Regions from separate parts of the Homo sapiens genome. Here all the other regions are linked to region 1. The links are chromatin contacts, found by Hi-C or POLR2A ChIA-PET in ENCODE. All regions are on one chromosome and are shown on one strand. The core of a region is the stretch at or near the end of the contact, and the rest is flanking DNA. Distances in the headings are between cores, read along the strand shown.

Region 1 (3,080 bases), core at 19-2,518:
ACAAACCTGTTTGTGTTCTAATTCTTACTAGGCACTTTCTAGCTGGGAGACCTTGGCTAAGGTCCTTTTAAAAGTTTTAAATCCATCCAACAAGTACTTACAATGGATGTGTCAAAGACATAGAGGATGCACAGTAAACAAAGTAGACAGCACTTCTGTCCCAAAAAAGGTCTTTCCATAGTCCAGAAGACAAATTTGAAAAACTGAGGAAGGGCCAGGCTCGGTGGCTCACGCCTGTAATCCCAGCACTTTGGAAGGCGGAGGCGGACGGATCACCTGAGGTCAGGAGTTCGAGACCAGCCTGACCAATATGGTGAAACCCCGTCTCTACTAAAAATACAAAAGTTAGCCGGGCGTGGTGGCGCGCACCTTGGAATTGTTTGCGCCCGGGAGGCAGAGGTTGCAGTGAGTCGAGATCATGCCACTGCACTCCAGCCTGGGCGACAGAGCGAGACTCCGTCACAAAACAAACAAACAAACGAACAAACAAACAAACCACTGAGGAAGATCTTAACTGTAAAATTCAAATCATACCCACTTCCAAGCCATGTGTGGATTAAACGAGATAAGCCAACTAAAGCGATTACTCAGCTCAGTGCCTAGTATACAATTAGTGCTTAACAAGTACTAGCGACCGCTTGGCAAAGCAAAGCAGACTGAAGCGTGGGTTTCATTTCTCATCATGTGATAAGTGATAAAATGCTCTTAACCAGGTCGGCTCACCTGGCCTTTCCATTCGACCTAAATAACGTCTACTTACTTGCGTAAGGGAAGAGCTCTGGCCCAGGTCAGCAAGCATTTGTCAGGCTAGAGCCTCCGGGTGGCGCTTCTCGCCCTCAGTAACCGGTTACCTCCAGAACCAGGGCGCCAGCTCCGGCCATCCGCGGTTAAGCGGGAGCTCCCATTGGCTAATCGCACACTGAAACGCACGCCTTTTCCCGCCCCTGACGCTGCCGTCCAATGCGCGCCTCTCGACTCTGCTCCGCCCCGCCCCGCCCCCGTCGCCCTGCCTCCCTGGCGTATTTGCGCCATTGGTGGATATTCCGGACCGTGATGGTGGCGCTGCGCGTGCGCACTCGCTCCGAGCCCTGCTCCCGGGAGAGGGAGCTCTCGGGTCGGGGCTAGGGAAGGCTGACCCCGCTCGGCCCGGGTGAAAGGGCGGTGACGGCACTGGGTGGGGCCGAGCTCCAGGGCTGGCTGCTGGGCTGCTAAGGGAACTGTGAGCCGCTCAGAGCCGCGCGCCTCCCGGGCGGGGCGGGGCCGGCCGTGGGAGTCCGCGCGTGCCCGCGCCGAGCTGCCTGCTCCGGCGGCTTCGCTGCTAGCTCGCGGCGACGTCGGGCCGATTTTCCCAGGATGACAGAGCTGAGGCAGAGGGTGGCCCATGAGCCGGTTGCGCCACCCGAGGACAAGGTAGCGGCAGCGTCGGGGTGGGCGCGGCCGGGACAGCGGCGCATCCGGGAGGCCTGCGGGGGACGCGCGCAGAGGGGTCGTCTTGTTCTCTGACCCTTTGTCGCAGCCGACGGCGGCCCCGGGCCCGGGTAGCGCGAAGGGCCCTCGGGTGCCCGGCCTTCGCGGCGCGCGCGTCAGGGGTCGGCGGGTCGGGGTCCCGGCTCAGGGTCTGACTGAAGTGGCTCCCCCGGGGCGCAGGAAGGAGCTTCTCGGGAGTGGCGCACGGCCTCCTGCCTCGCTGGGCTGGCTGCGGGGACTCCCCTCTCCCCCAACTCCGTGAGGCCTTCCTGGAGGTGAAGATATGCAGAGCCTTCTTAGGGAGGCGGCTCCTCTGAGCGCAACTTAGGCTCTCCGTTCCCTTTTACAATGTTATTATTTTGGGGGGTGGGGGAATCAGGACAAGGCCATAGCATTTGCCTCCTGGGAGATGTAAATCCCTTCTTGGGCATGAAATCATCGGCTTTGAGCAAAGGGGTGTTACCCAGTGAGCCAGTCCGTCATCAGCAGGTGTTGGAGGGCGTCCTCCCGGTTGATGGGTTGTTTCCTGCACCGTGTGGGCTCTGGTGGGTAGGGGAGGAGAGTAGGAAGGAGGCCATCTTGGCGGGGACAGTGGCGGGGGTGACGGGTGGGGGAGTGGACTCCTTTGGGTGAAGTGAAAGATCTGTGTAGGGGAGTTAAGGAAGGTAGGGATTGGTTTTATTACTGTGGAGGTTGAATGGCAGTATAGGACTTTGTAGCAGTAGTTGTGCTTTCCGAGATAGCAGTGATCAGGAGCCCTGTGTTTGGGAAACTGATCAGACAGTGATGTGTAGAAGGGACTGAGGGAGCCTGGACCAGACTGAGGGAGCCTGGTTCACTCGGGATTGCCCATGAGTGACCTGTAGATGTTTTCTTTGGCCCACATATTGCCTTAAAAATCAGAAAGTTTCTCCTAACAATCTAAATTTCTTGCCTGTCTTAGATAATTGGAGGGTCCACCATCACTTTGTCACCTGCTCAATGGTTGGCTGGAGCTGAGGATCATCGGTTCCCACCAATCCCTGTTGCCTTACACCAGGCTCACGGCTTCCCCTAATGCAGCCTGTAACTTTTTGATGACTGGACGCAACGGACATTAGGGAGACACCCAGAAGGAAGAAAGCACAAGATTTGGTGACAGGATGTCAACAGAGCAGTTACACTAGGAGGAATGTTTTTGGTGAAAGATAATGAGATCATGGGTTTTTTTTAAACAACTTTCGTGTTATTGCAGTTGACAGTGGACTATCCAAAGAGAACTGTTCCTACCGATTTTTAGAACATATATTTTGGCCAGGCACAGTGCTGCTCGCCTGTAATCCTAGCTTCTAGGGAGGCTGAGGCAGGAGGATCGCTTGAGCCCAGGAGTTTGAGACCCTGTCTCAAAAAACAAAAACAAAAACATATTTTGGAGAACATTTAGGGCTGGGGCTGAGGATTTAGCAGTCGCTTGCAGAGACAAGATACTTTGAAGTCTCTAATTTTTCATTTGGCTATCCTGGTTCAGCCTGAAAGAATTCTGACTTACCTTGTACTACTAGTTGGTGAGTATGCAGATGTTTGGAGGCTCTGTAGCTCTGTTTAAGGGTGAGATCATGCTTGATGTTAGTGGG
Region 2 (3,258 bases), core at 257-2,756, 590 kb after region 1:
GATTTTCCTTTAATGCATGTTTGCTGGTGGTTGAAGTCTTCTTGTTCAGTTTGTCTAAAATGTTTTTATGTTGCCTTTTACCCCCAACTTGTACTTGTAATTGCCTTTGTTCTGGAAGGATACTTTTGTCGTCAGTAGGATTCTACATTGGCAGTTATTTTCTTTCAGCCAACTGAAGATATAATTCCATTCTCTTCTAGCTCCTGTAAATAAGTCTTTTGAAAGGAATCTCTTTTTCCTGTGAATACTTTAAAATTGTTCTCTTTGGTTTCTGAAGTGTCTTCATAACATATCTAGGCGTTAATTTAAAAAAATTTATACTCTTTGGGATTTGTTAGGCTTCATGAATCTGTGGGTTGATGTCCTTCATTAGTTCCAAGAATTCTTAGGTATATATTTTTTCAAATGTTGCTTCTGCCTCATTCTTTGTCTTTTCTTCTTCTAAGACTCGGGTTAAATATATACTAGACCTTCTTCCATTATCCTCTAGATCTCCTCTCAAGTCTTGTGTGCTTTATGTCTTTTTGTCTTTCCGCGCTATATCCTGGATAGTTTCTTCTGACCTATCTTCTACTTTATGAATTATCCTTTCAGTTGTATCAAATATGTTTATTCCATCTGCTATGGACTGAATTGTGCACCCCTATATTCATATGTTGAAGCCCTAACCCACAATATGACTGTGTTTGGAGACAGGTCCTATATAAGGAGGTAATTAAGATTAACTTCAGTTATAAGGGTGGGTACCTGTTCTGATAGGATTCATGCACTTAAAGCAGAGACACCAGAAAGCTCACTTTCTCTCTCTCTGCCATGCAGAGAGAAGGTGGCTATTTGCAGCCTCATTAGAAACCCTAGCAGAACCTTGATCTTGGACTTTCCAGCCTCTAGAATGGAGTCTCCCTCAGAATTATTGTCTGATAAAATAATTTATGTTTTTAAACCACACAATCAGCTGGGTGCAGTGGCTCATGCCTGTAATCCCAGCACTTTGGGAGGCCAAGGTGAATGGATCACTTGAGTCCAGTAATTTGACACCAGCCTGGACAATATAGCAAAACCTCATCTCTACAAGAAATGACAACAACAACAACAAAATTAGCCGGGAGTGGTGGCACACACCTGTAATACCAGCCACTTGGGAGGCTGAGGCACAAGAATCATTTGAACCTAGGAGGCAGAGGTTGCAGTGAGACACGATCAGGCCACTGCACTCCAGTCTGGGTGACAGAGTGAGACTCAAAAGAAAAAGTAAAATGTTTTTTAAAAATGAAAGAATAGGCATTTAAACTTTTACCCGGGAAATTTCTTTTTCTTTCTTTTTTTCTTTTTCTTTTTCTTTTTTTTTTTTTTTTTTTTTTTTTTTTTTTTTTTTTGAGGCAGGGTCTTGCTCTGCCCCGAGGTTGGAGTGCAGTGATGTGATTATGGCTCCCTGCAGCCTCAACTTCCCAGCCTCAAGTCATCTTCCCACCTCAGCTCCTGAGTAGCTGGAACTACAGGCACATACCACATGCCCAGCTAACTTTTTTATTTTTTGTATAGATGGGTCTTACTATATTGCCCAGGCTGGTCTCGAGTTCTTTGGCCGCAAGAGATCCTCCCACCTCAGCCTCCCAAGGTACTGAGATTACAGGTGTGAGCCACTGTGCCTGGCCAGAACTCTCACTATACAGTCCTATCCATTTACAGCCCTTTGCCTACATGTCCTTAGATCTGTGTTTCCCAGATTTTCCCATAAATTCCCTGCAACCTTCCTTTTGACCTTGAGTGCTCTACACAGTCATCCCATTTCTAGTTCATCTATAGGAATAGTGGAGTTGACAGCAAATAATGTTTTTCAACTGCTTGAATATTAGAGTCCTTCTCCCTTGTACAGCAATATATGTCTATGATGAAGCTTAGTAAAATAGCTGTAGAACGAATTCGGAGATAAAATTACAGGAACTCTATAACAGCACATGTGGCTTTTCTCTGTCTCTGAATCTACCTCTTCTGGAAATGAACAGGAGTAACTTAGGTGAGCTCACAAACATAGCTACTACCATGCAGTATGTACCCTTACACCACCCCTGCCCCCACTCCCACTGTAGTTTCCTGGGCTTTAGTCTGTTCTAAGTTCTTTGATGCTTGTGAAGCTACTTCTGCTGACTTTGTTGACACTGACATTGTTACCATGGTTACCAGGGAAGTCAGACAATATACTGAAGGGGAGTTGCTTCCTGCCCTAACCAGGACAAAGACACTATAACCTTTGAGGTTGCTGGTGTATCCGTGTCCTCAGTGAAGAATTCATGTATGAGCTGAGGTTGCCAAAGAAGCAGGGAAGCTTTCTTCCCCCTCCTTTGCCTCACACTCTGTTACACTGAGTTAGAAGACATTTACCTGTGAAAACCACAATGACACACTGTTCTACCTAAGAGGCTGGCAAGATCAAAATGACTGATAAACTGTATCAGAAAGGGCGTGGAAAAACAGATATTGTTGGTGGAATGTAAATGGACATAATCTCTTTAGGAGAACAATTTGGGCATCCATACCGTTTGATGGAGCAACTTTATCCCTAATTTATAGCGCAACGTGTGCAAAACAAGCACATGGATAGAATAGTCAATGTGGCAGCATCTGTAAGTCGAAGATTAGAAACAATGGGACAGCACACTCAGTGTGGCCTTTCCATGTGCCATTGGCTCCACTCCCAGTTCACCTGCAGCCAGGGAGGAAGGTTCTGTATGTGCTGACAAGGCTCCCCACCTCAAGCCACCTGCAGCACCCTCAAGGGAAATCTTCAACCAGTGATAATGAAAGATGACGCATGTCTTAGTCTACTCAGGCTGCCATAACAAAATACTAAACACTATGTGGCTTAAACAACACAATTTTATTTGCTCACAGTTCTTGATTCTAGAAGTCCAAGATCAAGATTCTGGCTGATCTGGTTTCTGATGAAGGCTTTCTTCCTGGCTTGCAGGAAAGGCCATGTGAGGAGGTCTTAGTGAGAAGGCCTTAGTGCATGCACATGGGAAGAGAGAGCAAGCTGTCCAGTGTCTTTTCTCATAAGGGCACTAATCCTATCAGATCAGGGCCCCACCCTTATGATCTCAGATAACCTTATGCTTGACCCTTGAACAACACAGGGGCTAGGGACATCAACCCCTCACACAGTTGAAAACTCACATATAACTTTTGATTCCTCAAAAACTTAACTACCTCAAGGAATTAGGACATGGAAAAATAAAACTAACTACTAATAGACCATTG
Region 3 (3,072 bases), core at 28-2,527, 910 kb after region 1:
TAGTAAGGAAGCAGTATACATCAATGGGAACAGGGCCCATGGAAATGTACAGGAGTTTCCCTATTTTGGTGTTCAGCTTGAAAAAGGACTTGTCAGAATCAACTGTGTCATCAAAATTTAAGTAATGTGCATTGAAAATAAGGTTGATCATGGGAATATGCAGAATTTCCAATGTATTTTTAAATACAAATAAAATTGTAATTTAGAATTTTTAATCTTAGGTTTCTTGATTAATTTATAAGAGATCAATTATTGTCAGTCTTTTTTGTATGTTTTTTAAAAACATAGTCCAGAGCATGGGCAGAATTGACACCTCTCTTTTAAGTGAAATTTGGATTGCTCACAAAGCACTAGGAAATGTCATGGGGTTCAAATATATATCCTACACAACTGGGCAATACATTTTTGTTTGATTTTTAGGTCTGTGTATACATTAACAGTTCATGTAATTAATACCTGATCATTTGGGATAATGAAAGTGAAGTTAGTTGTAGATGAAGTAAAGTTATAAAAGAGATTAAAAATGCGGTAACTTTTTAAGATAATAATCATACAGAAGGTATGAAGTTCATTTTCGGTAGTCTTCCAACCTCTCAGGTGCCTAATAATTTATGTTTGAGGATAACAGGTAACAAAGATAGTCGAGATAGGAGAACGTGTCTATTAGTCTTTGCATCTAAAAGGCAGTGAGTTACGTTCCTGCCTTCCACTGTGTTTCTGACATAGCAATGTTTGTTTGATATTGGAACCTGGATTCATATTTTATGTAAATAATATCAAGCTGTATATTTTTCAAAGGTTTTTTAAACTTTGGAGACTCTTTCTTTTGTTAAGCAGTTAAAGGAATAAAAGAGCTGGAAAAAAAATTGTACCTTCAACTCAGGTTGTTCCATATAACATACGTATTCTCTGCTGTTACGTAAGTTTTCCGATTCACAGAGTCCATTCATGTACATCACTTACACTTAAATTGTAAAAATAATTAGTCTGACCATCTGACTTTAAAAGACTGTTGCTACACGTACATCATGTTTAGGAGAATGTGGGATATGGGGAAGGGGAGAAGAAGACAGTCCAGTGGTGACTAGTTGCTGCTGCTTAACCTATGGCCTATTGCTGCCCATTGTCCCTGGTTTTAATCCAAGCCTATTATGGAATACTGCAGTGAGATTATCCATTCTCAGCCTGTTGAGCTGCATTAAATTAGAATGGGAGGCTGTAAGTAAAACTCATGCCTCTTGGCCAGGCATTCTGCACCAGCGTGTCCCTCTGTGGCTTGCTGGTCCTGGTTGTTCTCAGACTGGCAGCTGAGCTGCGCTTGGCTTGAAGCATACTGAAGCCTGCAGCCAGGGACACCGCCATTGAATCAGATGGAGGGGGATGAAAAAGCAGAGAAGGGGGCATGTGGCTGGCTATTCTTGCTCTCTGGAGAACAGCTTCATTGTTAGGAGTAGTTAGGCTGAAAGTGGACTTCCCACTGCTGAGCCACCCAAGAGGCACACTGAGCATTAGTGACGGGTGAGCCACATAAGAATAATGTTTAAAAAAGAGAGGACTTGAAGTAGCTATGCGAAAATTTAGAACTTTGCACTTTGTTAACGCTTATTTATGGTTTAGTGTTGATGCCATTTGGAGTGACCTATGGGTTGGACCCATATCTTTTTATTATTAAGGTCTCAATCTGGCTCTGGTTAATAAACGTTTCCCGCTTCATCCCTTAGGAAAATGGTCCAAGTCTCCTCAGGCTTTTGGATACTGAATTGTTATAAAACACATCAATTCTGCCAGTTTATAAAACACTGGAATTGTATTAGACATGTCTGAGTATGTACTTGTTTATAGACTCAAAACATGATGAAAATTCATTTCATTGTCTTCACTGAATAGACTTAACCTTGACAGTAAGCTTAAAGCATTAGTGTCATTTAATTACATGTCTGAGGAATTTATGCTAACTAGATTTTGGGCTTTTGCAGCGAATTTTAGTCGGGGCCTCATTCCTGAGCCCAAGTGACCCTTTCACCTCAGCTTCCCAAGTAGCTGGGATTACAGGTGCACACCAACTGTGCTTTGCAGTTTTGTTTGTGTGTGTGTGTGTGTGTGTGTGTGTGTGTGTGTGTGTGTGTATTTTGTTTTTTTTACAAGCCCACAACATCATAGCTTTGCAGTTTTTAACCAGGAGCTGGTGGAGATCTTTGAAATCATTTAGGCCAATTCTTTTAGTTACATTTATGATGAAACTAGGGATCTACCTTAAAGTTTTGGGAAGCTCTTTCAAAACTTCAGACACCTAGAAATATATATAGTGCAGTTCAGTTTTAGTTTCTGCAGCATGGTTTGGAAACAAAAGATACATAGGATTTAAACTCGATTTGTTTTCTTCTTACAGTAGAAGTAAATGCTCTTGTGGCTTGAATCGCATCTCCCAAGAAAGATACGTTCACGTTCAAACCCCCAGTACTGTACATGTGACCTTATTTGGAAATAGGGTCTTTTTAGATGCAGTCAAGATAGAATTAGATCATACTGGATTACAGTGGGCCCCAATAACTAGGTTTTTTTGTTAAAAAAAAAAAAAAAGGAAATGTGAACAGAGAGAGAATGCCGTGAGATGATGGAGGGATAGATTGGAATGATGTCTGCGAGCTAAGGAATACTGAGGATTGCTGCCAACCATCCGAAGCTGGGAGAGGAGATGGAACAACTCCCTCGGAGCCTCCAAGAGGAACCAACCCCACTGATGCTTTGATTTGGGATTTCCGGCCTGAACTGTAGGAAAATAAATTTCTGTTCTTTTAAGCCATTTTTACCAGTTTGTGGTAACTTGTTACAGCAGCTGCAGGAAATTAATAAATGCCAATGTTGAAAATTAAAATCTAGAAATATGGCTCTAATTATAATTTCATAGAATCATTTTTTCCCCTGAGTTTCCCCTGAGTTTGCATAAAAGTGAAAAAGTAGAGGACAGAGTAGATGCCTCCCACATGAAGACACAGATTATTAAGGCATTGTTTGATGCAATTAGGGCAGAGAAACACGGGCTTCTAGCTAGAGCCTCGGGTTCTCTTTTGC
Region 4 (3,061 bases), core at 327-2,826, 760 kb after region 1:
TGAGATAGTGAAAATAGTAATCAATAAAAACTGAGGGAACTCAGAGACCGGTGCTGGTGCTGGTCCTCTGTATGCTGAGCGCCGGTCCCCTGGGCCCACTGTTCTTTCTCTATACTTTGTGTCTTATTTCTTTTCTCAGTCTCTCGTCCCACTTGACAAGATATACCCACAGGTGTGGAGGGGCAGGCCACCCCTTCATCCTGGGTGGGAGCATTTGATTTGCTGAGACTAGATAATATGACTGTCCTCTAGTGGCCAGGGACCAGCAAAAGGGCATCTGGCTCCGCTCCTTTCTATAGTGGGAAGTAGATCCTGCCTGCCTTCATGACCACATCACAGAGGGAAGGGCATTAGGATGCTAAGTAACCCCTACAACCGCAAATGACTATTTCACCTCCCCATTTGGACTTCTGTGAGCATATAGACATCACCAACAGTTTTGTTTTCGTTTTGCTTTTCTTGAGACAGGGTCTCACTCTGTCACCCAGGCTGGAGTGCAGTGGCATTATCATGTCTCACTGCAGCCTCTGACCTCCTGGGAACAAGCAATCCTCTAGCCTCAGCCTCCTGAGTACCTGGGACTGCACGCATGAGCCATTATGCTTGGCTAGTTTTTTATTTTTTAATTTCTTGTAGAGACGAGCTCTTGCAATGTTGCCCAGCCTGGTCTTGAACTCCTGGGCTCAAGCAATTCTCCTACCTTGGCCTCCCAAAATTCTAGGATTAGAGGCATGAGCCACTGTGCCTGGCAGTTACTTTATTTCTACAAAACATGGAGGCATTTCCTATCACTCCTCAAATGAGTTACACCCCCCACAAAAAGCACTGTTCTAAGTGCTGAGTTTGCAAAGGCTTTAACCTCACTGAAGGGGAAAGAATTTCTTCTTCTGTCTCGCTAGTTCACTGATTGCCTCCTTCTGGCCCAATGTCTGGGGGAAAACCAAAGATCAATGTGTCCACTTGACTTTTGCTCAGATGCTTAGTGTGCAGTTAGCTTCCAGGAGCATGGAAACTTCTTCTCCAAGGGTTCCATTAGTGATTAGACGTGCACTTTAAAGTATGTCATGCTGCCACGTATCAGACTGGGACAGAGATGAACTGGAACATGAGAGATGTGTTGAGGTGACAGCCAGGATTCTGCCATTGTTCTTTCAGTGTATTTCTGATGCCTCTCAAATTCCATAAGGGGAGGTGTTGATGTCTGTGGTTAAGTAACATGAGGCCAGAGCTGACGCTGTGGCAGCTGCTCCCAAAGGCACAGAGTTTCTTCGTTGCCAGGAAAAGATGCCCTTGAATTTTCTGGGCTGAGGTAAGAAAGTTTGGCAGATCCTGCCTTCTCTGCTTTCTGTTTGCCTTAATGGATATCAAGATAGAAAATAAGGAGCCAGAAGGACCTTCAGAGAATCTATTCACGGCCTGTGTGTCTTAGGCTCCCCCCAGAAATAGACTCTCCGGCACAAATTCAAGTGCAAGTAGTTTATTTGAGTGGGAAAGCAAGGAACTGAGACAGGAGAGGGAAAGAAGCAGTAAAAGGTACATTATCAAGCAAGTTACCACTGTGGGCATCTGGAACTTAAGCCTACTGGAGCCAGTGCAGATTGTAAGCTTCAAAGTTATCCTGCAAAAGGAGTAAGGCAGCTAGGGTATTTAAACACCAGTCCCCATCCATCTTTGATTGAAGGCTGAAACTGGGAGGGCACTAATTTCCAAGTGCTTCCAGCTTGCTGTGTGAATGGGCAAAGCAAGCTCTGGCCACCAGACAAAGCCCTCGGGCAAAGAGGCAGATGCTGGCAGTTGAAAGTCAGGTGCTGTGGCACAAAATGCTAAGGCCCGAGGGGGCATGGGCAGGGCACCCAAAACATCTGCTGTACTGTGTCCACTCTCATCCTCCAGACTTGTGGACAAACTTCCTGTTCATCATTCATTCAAAGCCCAGCATAAATCTTCCCAGAATCATCCGGGCGTGGTAGCTCACGCCTGTAATCCCAGCACTTTGGGAGGCCAAGGCAGGCGAATCACCTGAGGTCGGGAGTTCAAGACGAGCCTGACCAACATGGAGAAACCCTGTCTCTACTAAAAACACAAAATTAGCCTGGCTTGGTGGTGCATGCCTGTAATCCCAGCTACTCAGGAGGCTGAGGCAGGAGAATCACTTGAACCCGGGAGGCAGAGGTTGTGGTGAGCCAATATCGCACCATCGCACTCCAGCCTGGGCAACAAACTCCGTCTCAAAAAAAAAAAAAAAATTCTTCCCAGAATCAATCAGGAGGTGCACATCCTCCACCAGATTCCTAATTGGTACAGGTGGTTTATTTCACTATTTACTGCTCAATAACTCTCTACCCGTGTTGCAGAGTCACTCAGGTTTAATCTTCTTTCAACCCTGCCAGAAAACTCATCAGCAGCCCACAGACCCTGACCACAGCCCTGGCATAACTGAATAAATGCTGACTAATTGACTAACTCTCATTTCCTTCTATTCAGCAAATGTCCTGGATATTTGGAAATGCCACAGTTCACAGCCAATGCACTTTCAGCAGGTCCTGAAAAATGATTTGGAGAGGTTTACAATTTGCTAAATGTGTTGAGTCTGGGATTGGTAGAGAACCATGACCTTGGGAGAATAGAATGTTTCTCTTCTCTGGGACATAGGTCGGGTTCCTTCGGGACTATGGATAGAATTTGCTTAAACTGTGGGTCAGCTAGTTGTGAGTTGGCAACTTGGGGATGTCTGTGAGAGGCTGGGATTGTGGGGAAAGCAGAAACACTTGCTTAGTTTTGTCTGGTGTGCGAATATCCTACTAAGATTTACTGAAGGAATAGAAAGACCATCTGAGGTTTCCCATGTGATCTTATATTAATGAAGGGATATCTTTGAGTCTCATGTCTTGCTGGTTTTCATCATTCATTTTTTTTTCTTTTTCACCCTGAGTATCAGCCTTTAATAGAAATTGTGATATCTCAGGATCAGGTGGTTACATCAAAAAGAACCTTAATAGGTCACCTGGGCAGTCTCTCAGTCTCCAGGCTATACCGTGCTTAAACTATTCCTAACAGGACG
Region 5 (2,931 bases), core at 8-2,507, 510 kb before region 1:
GGCTATCTTCGGACCTACAAGGCTCACGAAGGAAGAGGTGATCATCAGAAAGCTGTAAATATGGGGATGCGTTTGGAGCTCAAGCAATAAATGGAGGCTGAAGGTTGAGCTTTGAGGGGAGGTCATTCAGGCAGCAGTGCAAAGCTCCAAGATCCATGAGATTTCCAAAGGGAAGAGGACTGCAAGTGGAGAGAAGAGGGGAGGGGAGTAGAGGGAGGAAAAGAGGAGAAGAAACTGGACAGGAGGAGTGGGGAGAGGAAAGGAGGCCAAACAGCCTCCAGGGTGGTAATGAACACCACAGCTATGGTGTCATACCTGAGTTTGAGCCCCGCTCTGTCACTAACTAGCTGTGTGACCTTGGGTAGATTGCTGAATCTCTCTGAGCCTTAATTTCTTAATCTGTAAATTGGGCATAATGATAGAAACTCCCATACAGGGCAATGATGAGAATTAAATAAGATTGTGTGTGTAAAGCCCTGATTTCAATGCCTGGCACCAGGGCAGAGCCCAGGGAATGGCAGCTAGGGTCATTAGGATTCTTATGAAATCCAAGTTAAATGAACAGAAGAAGGAAGAGGGGTTAGAGAAAAGGCAACAGAGTGGAGCTGCTTTTAAAGAGCCAGGAGAGCATGGTGGAGTGGGAGGAAAGGCAGGGAGATGTTTAGGAAAGCAGGAGAGGCCAGCAGGTGCCTGGCACCAATCAGTACAGAGGCTAGAACTTAGTGCTTTGGGTTTGGCAACTAACATGTCTCTCGTAACTTTTGAAAAAGCAGTGTGATTTTCAAAAATAAAGAGTAAGTGGGGCCAGGCGTGGTGGCTCATGCCTGTAATCCCAGCACTTTGGGAGGCCGAGGTGGGTGGATTACTTGAGGTCAGGAGTTTAGGAGTTCGAGACCAGCCTGGCCAACAGGGTGAAACCCCGTCTCTTTAAAAATACAAAAATTAGCCGATCGTGGTGGCGGGTGCCTGTAGTCCCAGCTACTCGGAGGCCGAGGCAGGAAAATCACTTGAACCCGGGAGGCGGAGGTTGCAGTGAGCCAAGATCACGCCACTGTACTCCAGCCTGGGTGACAGAGCGAGACTCCGGCTAACAAAAATAAATAAATAAATAAATAAATAAATAAATAAATAAATAAATAAATAATAAGTGGGAAAGACCATTGGAAGGTACGTTAGGGTGTCTTCTGGGGAAGGGCTGGGAGTAGGCAAGTTTGAATGCCAGGCCAGAGAGTCTGGATTTTATATTTAGACAATTATGTAACTTTAGAGGTATTTGAGTGGGTGTCAGCCTGGTGCTAGTTTGGGATGATGTATCTGGGTGGGGCAGAGGGAGAGAAGGACCCACGCATCACACCTGCCCAGGTCAAAATTAGAATGTGATTGACAAGGACCTAAAATTCCCATGTTGAGATTTTAACCACTCGATTTCTCCAGGGATTCAGCGATTCAGGTTGACTGAAGTTTAACAGCAAAGCAAGCACTAGGCAGAACAGTATCATGCAAAGCCCCTAACTCTGGCATGGGGAGGGATGGGGGACAGATAAAGGAGAGAGGTTGGGAGGGAGATATTGCAGGATGGAGCCAGGCCCAGGCAAGGTGGAAGTTGCAGCTGCTCAGATTTTTTACGATTGCTCATACCGTTCACCCGCAGCTCCCAAATCCGGAAGACTCTTCAGGGACATATAAATAGTAACTGTTATTTGAGAACCCGCAGAGCCTCACCTGTTCTAGCAACTGCCGGAGGCTTATTTCACTTAGCATAATGTCCTCTAGCCACAGTGCAACCTGTAAATATATACAGCTATTATTTGTCAATTAAAAACCACCACCACCACCACCACTGGGGGGCACTTGCTGAGTGTTTTATCTCAGAAGGTGACCTCGCTCTCCCCAGGTCTTGTCATGATACCGTAACTAATCACACAACGACAATGAGAGCCAAAAAGGATGATATAGAGGACACACACATGACCAGTCCACTTCCTTAAAAGTACCTGGGGTCTTGTGATCCGGCCACCTGGACAGAGAACACAACAGTCAGGGGCTTGTTGAGAAACAATTGTGGTTTTGCTTAATTATGACCGAGGAACTGAAGCCAGTCTTCTATTTATGATTGGCAAGGTGGTCTCAATGCATCTGTCCTGCTTAAGAAAGTAACCCCCGCTTTCCAAATCTTTCCAACTTCTTCAAATTCAAAAGTCTGAGGGAGGCTCAGACTGCGTGGGGGTGGGGGTGTTGTTCAAGATGTGGCTTGTGGGATTAATTTTTGGCAGGAAGATCACAGTGTTGAATACAATGAAACTCTGTCCTGAGAACAGGCCTCTCAGGGAGCCGTTGCTGCTCTCGGACTGGCAGGGCCTGAGGAATTCATTACAGGGGATGAAAGATCTACTCAGAGCCAAGATTTATTCCTGCCTGGAGACCCTGGAGTCACTGCATTTCCAAAAAAAAAGGGCTCATTTCATTAGACTCCAAGAAAGTGGATTTTGGGCTTCTAAGAGAAGGAACTATCGTGTTCTTTTAAAATTTTTGTTTGGATCATTGCAGACTAACTAGATGTTTTCCATTTGAAACGACCCCCTTTGTATGTCTCTGCCACAGGACCACAGGGTAACAGATGTGATTTCCGTGAAATGCACCTACCATGGGTCCTGGAACACAGTAGGTGCTCATTAAATACTTTCTTCCATCTGCCCCAGGTGGTCCTAAAATTTTCTGAGTCAGATCCAAGTTCTGTGTAAATGCTTACATCAAAGTGGGGTCTGTGGTCTTGAATTCCTCCCTCCAAGTTAGAACCCAAAAAGTGCCCTGATTCTGTAGCAACTTTAAGAATCTCTGTGATTTATTTGAGTGAATCTTTTAACTGAAATAGTAATAAATTGTGACAGGCCTTCACCTGTTAGCAGAGAGTGACCCTGAAATGCCACCTAG

The links. A loop is a pair of places that touch in the nucleus more often than their neighbours do. ChIA-PET counts read pairs that join two places held with the same protein, here RNA polymerase II (POLR2A). Pooled maps may share reads with other maps.
Region 2: a map of naive thymus-derived CD4-positive, alpha-beta T cell shows a loop between it and region 1 (4-fold over the local background). The contact joins the enhancer-like site here to the promoter of CDS2 in region 1. A Hi-C loop is called at or near these places in 1 of 168 maps with a recorded cell type or tissue (naive thymus-derived CD4-positive, alpha-beta T cell) and 6 of 50 pooled maps. POLR2A ChIA-PET finds 5 or more read pairs at or near these places in 1 of 52 experiments (activated CD4-positive, alpha-beta T cell).
Region 3: a loop to region 1 is called in a pooled map of gastrocnemius medialis, with 2.8 times the contacts of the local background. The contact joins the enhancer-like site here to the promoter of CDS2 in region 1. A Hi-C loop is called at or near these places in 1 of 50 pooled maps. POLR2A ChIA-PET finds 5 or more read pairs at or near these places in 3 of 52 experiments (AG04450, CD4-positive, alpha-beta T cell and GM12878).
Region 4: a loop to region 1 is called in a map of gastrocnemius medialis, with 4 times the contacts of the local background. The contact joins the enhancer-like site here to the promoter of CDS2 in region 1. A Hi-C loop is called at or near these places in 1 of 168 maps with a recorded cell type or tissue (gastrocnemius medialis). POLR2A ChIA-PET finds 5 or more read pairs at or near these places in 1 of 52 experiments (Caco-2).
Region 5: a loop to region 1 is called in a pooled map, with 2.8 times the contacts of the local background. The contact joins the enhancer-like site here to the promoter of CDS2 in region 1. A Hi-C loop is called at or near these places in 3 of 168 maps with a recorded cell type or tissue (dorsolateral prefrontal cortex, heart left ventricle and sigmoid colon) and 8 of 50 pooled maps. POLR2A ChIA-PET finds 5 or more read pairs at or near these places in 2 of 52 experiments (PC-9 and WTC11).

The regions. Positions count from the first base shown.
Region 1 is chr20:5,125,740-5,128,819 of GRCh38, forward strand. It overlaps CDS2 (CDP-diacylglycerol synthase 2), which reads left to right and starts at 1,269. Exons shown (of 13, transcript NM_003818.4): 1 at 1,269-1,410. The coding sequence starts at 1,354. It also overlaps a transcript of PCNA not described here. RefSeq lists a silencer at 758-1,677 and enhancers at 940-1,441, 2,018-2,107.
Region 2 is chr20:5,712,570-5,715,827 of GRCh38, forward strand. No RefSeq gene overlaps it. Among named protein-coding and RNA genes, the nearest start is that of SHLD1, 36 kb to the right of the region's middle. RefSeq lists a silencer at 2,014-2,308. Within about 2 kb of position 1,507, at least 5 of the 41 ENCODE cell types and tissues checked have a DNase peak (open chromatin) inside an H3K27ac peak, as active enhancers do.
Region 3 is chr20:6,037,179-6,040,250 of GRCh38, forward strand. It overlaps CRLS1 (cardiolipin synthase 1), which reads left to right. Exons shown (of 7, transcript NM_019095.6): 7 at 1-2,875. Among named protein-coding and RNA genes, the nearest start is that of LRRN4, 15 kb to the right of the region's middle. Within about 2 kb of position 1,278, at least 3 of the 41 ENCODE cell types and tissues checked have a DNase peak (open chromatin) inside an H3K27ac peak, as active enhancers do.
Region 4 is chr20:5,885,800-5,888,860 of GRCh38, forward strand. No RefSeq gene overlaps it. Among named protein-coding and RNA genes, the nearest start is that of CHGB, 24 kb to the right of the region's middle. Within about 2 kb of position 1,577, at least 5 of the 41 ENCODE cell types and tissues checked have a DNase peak (open chromatin) inside an H3K27ac peak, as active enhancers do; they include gastrocnemius medialis, where a contact is called at or near this core.
Region 5 is chr20:4,612,159-4,615,089 of GRCh38, forward strand. No RefSeq gene overlaps it. Among named protein-coding and RNA genes, the nearest start is that of PRNP, 73 kb to the right of the region's middle. Within about 2 kb of position 1,258, at least 11 of the 41 ENCODE cell types and tissues checked have a DNase peak (open chromatin) inside an H3K27ac peak, as active enhancers do; they include dorsolateral prefrontal cortex and heart left ventricle, where a contact is called at or near this core.